2 separate regions of the Homo sapiens genome follow, and region 2 is linked to region 1. Evidence: read pairs that join two places in POLR2A ChIA-PET (ENCODE). Cell type or tissue: GM12878. All regions are shown on one strand. Region 1 overlaps PDXK (pyridoxal kinase). Region 2 overlaps RRP1 (ribosomal RNA processing 1).

Region 1 (2,500 bases):
GAGCAAAACCTTGAGCCTGTGTTTGGATTTTGTTTCTGGGCCTAAGCCTAAGGTACATATTAGTGGTGGGGAACTAAAGGAGGGAACATGTTGGCATGACCAGTACTGGCAGGAGGTGCAGTGTGTCAGGCAGCATGATTGGGGTTTGCAGATAGAACGCAGAGGGCAAGGGCAGGCTTGAGGTTTGGGGGTGCATGGAGGAGAGGAGCTGGGGGGGCTGCCCAAGTCAAGCACAGACCTGCCCAAGACAGGCCATGGGATGCACCCTGGGGTGGGGCACTTCCCCGCTGCTCTGGCTTGGATTCTAGACAGGAAGGAGTGGAGGGAACTAGTGGCTGCGGCCATCTGCCCTTCCACATTGCTAGGACTGTTTCCTCTTGGGTGTAGGAAACCTCAGGTTCTTCCAGGGCTGGGAGGTTTGGCTCTTTGGAGCCCCAGGTGTGTATGTGTGGAAAGCCTTCCTGGCTATCAGTTCAGCAGCTCACATGTTTCTGTAGGCCTCACTGCATGGGGGAGATCCTGGGGCCCTCAGGGCAGCCTCCCAACCCCTTTTGCTCTATTGCTTCCGTAACCCTAAGGTACACAGCTGTAGGGTTATGTATGAGTTTGCTGGATTGAAAATACCATATGCAGCCTTAGGGTCATGTAGGAGTTTGCCCGGACTGCCAAAACAAAGTACCACAAACCAGGTTGCTCATTGTAGCAGAAATTCACCTCTCATAGTCTGGGGGCCAGAAGTCTGAGACCAGGGTGTGGGCAGGGCCATGCTCCCTCCATACAAGGGTCCTTCCCGGCCTCTTCCAGCTCTCGGTGGCCCCAGGCTTCTGGGGCTCACGGCCGAATCACTCCAGTCTCTGTCTCTGTCCTCACGTGGCCTCCGCCCAGTGTGCTCTCTTAAAAGTCCACTTAACATGGGATTCAGGCCCACCTGGATAATCTGGCATGATCTCATCTTGGAATCTTACATCTGCAAAGATACTTTTTCTTTCTTTCTTTTTTTTGAGACGGAGTCTTGCTGTGTTGCCCAGGCAGAAGTGCAGTGGCGCGATCTCGGCTCACTGCAAGCTCTGCCTCCCGGGTTCATGCCATTCTCCTGCCTTAGCCTCCTGAGTAGCTGGGACCACAGGCGCCCGCCACCACGCCTGGCTAATTTTTTTGTATTTTTAGTAGAGACGGGGTTTCACCGTGTTAGCCAGGATGGTCTCAATCTCCTGACCTCGTGATCCGCCCACCTCGGCCTCCCAAAGTACTGGGATTACAGGCATGGGGCCACCACGCCTGGCCTTCTTTTTCTTTTTCTTTCTTTTTTTTTTTTTTGAGACGAGGGTCTCACTCTGTCGCTCAGGCTGAAGTACAATGGAGCGATCTAGGCTCACTGCAACCTCCCCCTTCCAGGTACAAGCAATTCTCCTGCCTCAGCCTCCTGAGTAGCTGGGATTACAAGTATGCACCACCACACCTGACTAATTTTTCTGTATTTCTGTTTAGTAGAGATGGGGTTTCACTATGTTGGCCAGGCTGGTCTTGAGCTCCTGACCTCAGGTGATCTGCCTGCCTCGGCCTCCCAAAGTGCTGGGATTACAGGCGTGAGCCACCGTGCCCGGCCCAAAGATCCTTTTTCCAAATAGAGTCCCCTTCACAGGTTTCAGTTAAACATATCCTTCGAGGGTCCAGCATTCAATCTGGAAGGAGCCTTCAGAGAAATTTGAAAGTGGCATAAACCAAGGGGTGAATTAAAGGCCCAGAAGTTGATGACGTCAAGACGTCCTTTTTGGAAGTGAGGGGAGCAGCACAGCTGTGAGTCTCCAAACTGGGCTGTGCAGAGATTGTCCCAAGCACGTCTGAGGCCAGTAGCTGCCCTGTGGGGAGAGGCAAGCCTGTCCTGTCACTGTGCATCCCGTCCAGATGGACAGGTAGTAGATTCCCGCTGGCTGGGTGATATCCGTGTCCTTCATCTGTCAGCCTCTGGAGCCGCCGAGGCTGGGTGCCAGGCACTGCCGCCTGGGACACATGTGACCTCCGTGCTGCAGGACCACAGTGCAGGTGCGCTTTCACAGGGCCGCTCCTAGGGAGGAGGTTGTGGACATCAGACATTCCATGATTGGATTCCATGGCTTTGAGAATCTCACTTGGGGCCTTAGCTCGAGACCCATTTAAATACCACATCGCAGAGACCAGAAGGCAAGACCATGGGACTCCCTGCAGCCCCCACCAGAAGACCCTGTGAGGTGGCTGGCTCCATCTGGGGCCTGCAGGCAGCCGCATTCTTTCATTCTCGTGGTCCGTCGGTGCGGAGCAGACCTGAGACACCTGAGGGGGCTTGGCGGAGGTTGTATTTCTCTGTCTAGGGGCCTCAATGCCATGCCCGTTAGGCAGGTGGACTGTGGCTCAAGCGCCCCACAGGAAGAGGCAGGGGGCTCCCTGCCCTGGAACCCTGGATGTCAGCACCTGACTCCTACCTGCTGTGACATTGGCAAAAGTAGCTGTGGCAGAGGCCGAG
Region 2 (2,500 bases), 82 kb after region 1:
AGGGCTGTCTGGACGGGGCTCTTTTGCTTCCCCCTCAATCTGGGGTCTAGAGTTGTGCAAGGAATTCAGCTCCAGTAAGGCCTGGATTGCCCGGGGTGAGCGTGTGTGTGGTGGGAAGACCTGGCTTCCGCGAGAGCCTTGTTCCTGGAGGCAGGAGCGCCCCGCCATCCTGGGTACCCGCGGGTCCGCAGGCTGCGCACCTCTTTCCCTCAGCCAGGTCACCCTCAGCGTCCTCCCTGCCCCTCTCCCCTTCACACCTGCTGGAGCCTGTGAGGGAGGTGGCGGGTCCCCACTGTGGCGACGGAGAGCTGACAGTAGCCCAGGGCTTTCCACCTGCATGGAACAAGGGCCTGTCTGCCGCCAGCGCTGTGGCCACAGCCTGCATAGGTGACAAGGGGCCGCTGCGTTGGGTTTTGCCCGCATCTTCTGTTCCATGGGTGCCCAGCCAGCCAGGCCGTGTGGGATCCAGCGAGAGGCCAGGGCTTGGAGTGGGCCTGGGACCAGGAAGGACCTCTAGGCTGTGGCTGGCCTTGTGCAGACCCTGGACTGCATCCGGTTCCCCAAAGCCCTGCTGCATTCGAGTGTCCCCCAACCCCGGGCAGGTGGCACCTGGTGACACCTCCTTCAGTCCCACTCAGCTGGGCGGCCGGGGCAGGCTTAGGGCACAGTTAGGGGCCAAGGAGAGGGAAGGCCAGGGCCCCTGTTCTAGGGGTTAGGGTTCTTTCCCCAAAGGAACTTAAAAAGACAAGCGTGGCCAGGCACAGTGGCTCACACCTGTAATCCCAGCACTTTGGGAGGCCGAGGTGGCCAGATCACCTGAGGTCAGGAGTTTGAGACCAGACTGACCAACATGGAGAAACCCCATCTCTACTAAAATACAAAATTAGCCAGGCGTGGTGGCACATGCCTGTAATCCCAGCTACTCGGGAGGCTGAGGCAGGAGAATTGCTTGAACCTGGGAGGCAGAGGTTGTGGTGAGCTAAGATCACGCCATTGCACTCCAGCCTGGGCAACGAGAGGGAAACTCTGTTTCAAAAAAAAAAAAAAAAAGACAAGCGTGTCTAACGTAAACTGCCGGTGGCGAGCGTCAGGTCTGGGCAGTGTCCCCTGGGCCTGGTCAGTGTTCCCCTGGGCCTGGCCTCTTTACCCCCAGCAGGGCCTGTTGGGACGAGCCCCTGCAGTTGGAGGCCTTTGGAAGGGAACGGGGTGCATTATAACGCTTTCTTGTTTTTGAAGTTTCTTTGGTCAAAAGCTAAGGAAACAACCATGCTAACAGAAGTTTCTGGAAAAAAGCAAATTAGAGATGCCGAATTGCAGTTGTGAAACTGGAAGCCACAGTGACTTTGCATCTTCTTTCACATGTGTGTTCACAGGGAGGGGTTTTTCATGGCTGCGCCGGCACTGTCACGCTCTGGCTGTTTCCAGGCCCTGCTGGGTGCACGTTTCCCCATATTCAGAATTGTTTTAAATAACCGCATTGTGCTTATGACATGAATGACTGAATTCCTCTCCTATTGGTAGCCTCTTTTACTTTTTTATTTTTTTATTTTTGAGACTGAGTTTTGAGTTGAGTTTTTTTTGAGACCGAGTTGTTTTATTTCCGCACATGAATGGTAGTTCCAGCTACTCAGGAGGCCAAGGTGGGAGAAGCGCCTGAGCCCAGGAGAGAACCATCGAGAGGTAATTCACATGGAGTACAGTTCGCCCAACTGAAGTGTGTAATTCGAGTTTTCAGCATATTCAAAGTTGTACAGCCATCACCACAGTCAACTTTAGACCATTTTCAGCCCAAAAGAAACTGGGCCATCGCCCCTCTGTCTCCCCGCCACCTGCACGCATCCTCCCGGCCTCAGGTTCCGGGCCGTGTCTGTTCTGGCCATGTGTTACGGGATCACGCAGCACCGTGGTTCCAGGGCTCATCCACACTGGAGTCTTTCCTTCATATGGCTGAGTGACATCCCACGGTACAGACAGTGCATTGCATCTGCCCGTTTGTCCACTGATGGACGTTTGGGGTGTTTCCGCCTTTGGCCGTCTTGAGTCACGCTGCTGTGTAAGGATGAGTTTGCAGGGGATGGATGCTTTCATTCCTCTGGGGCAGATGCCTAGGAGTGTCATGGCTGGGTTTTGGGCTCACCATGTCTAGTCGGTTGAAGAACTACTTTCCAGACTTTTCTACAGTGGCTGCATGCGTTGAGTTGAGCCTCGGGGATGGGCCCCTGTCTGGGTGTTCTGCTATGGCCAGGCTGATGGGATCCCAGGAGGTGACTCTTCTCAGGACACTTGGCCCAGCCACTCTGACTTTGTGACCAGGACGGGAAGCACCTGTGGTTCCACTCGCCTGCCTGTGGAGTGGGAGTAACAGCACAGGGCTGGGATGAGGATGATGTTGCTTTTTCCTGGAAAAACAATCTCTCAACCTTACAGAAACATTGCAGACACACAGCATTTCTCCCCCGAGCCTTTTGAGAGCATTTCCTGACTTGGTGCCCCAGCACCC

What was found. ChIA-PET counts read pairs that join two places held together with the same protein. Peaks named below come from ENCODE experiments on the same cell type or tissue, not always from the same donor. Only the 100,000 strongest peaks of a DNase experiment are listed, where the experiment ranks them.
Region 2: POLR2A ChIA-PET joins it to region 1 with 6 read pairs; 3 of 35 experiments call an interaction of 5 or more read pairs at or near these places.

What each region holds. Positions count from the first base shown.
Region 1 is chr21:43,721,855-43,724,354 of GRCh38, forward strand. The region is part of intron 1 of PDXK (pyridoxal kinase); the gene reads left to right. Among named protein-coding and RNA genes, the nearest start is that of PDXK, 4.0 kb to the left of the region's middle. In GM12878, no CTCF peak of the experiment used is centred here; no DNase peak of the experiment used is centred here; H3K4me3 peaks cover 802 bases; H3K27ac peaks cover 185 bases.
Region 2 is chr21:43,804,244-43,806,743 of GRCh38, forward strand. It overlaps RRP1 (ribosomal RNA processing 1), which reads left to right. Exons shown (of 13, transcript NM_003683.6): 13 at 1-1,050. AATBC (apoptosis associated transcript in bladder cancer) reads right to left here. Exons shown (of 2, transcript NR_026961.1): 2 at 1,515-2,345. Among named protein-coding and RNA genes, the nearest start is that of AATBC, 7.1 kb to the right of the region's middle. RefSeq lists enhancers at 942-1,171, 1,222-1,361, 1,722-2,021. In GM12878, no CTCF peak of the experiment used is centred here; a DNase peak (open chromatin) is centred at 1,418; H3K4me3 peaks cover 476 bases; H3K27ac peaks cover 2,500 bases.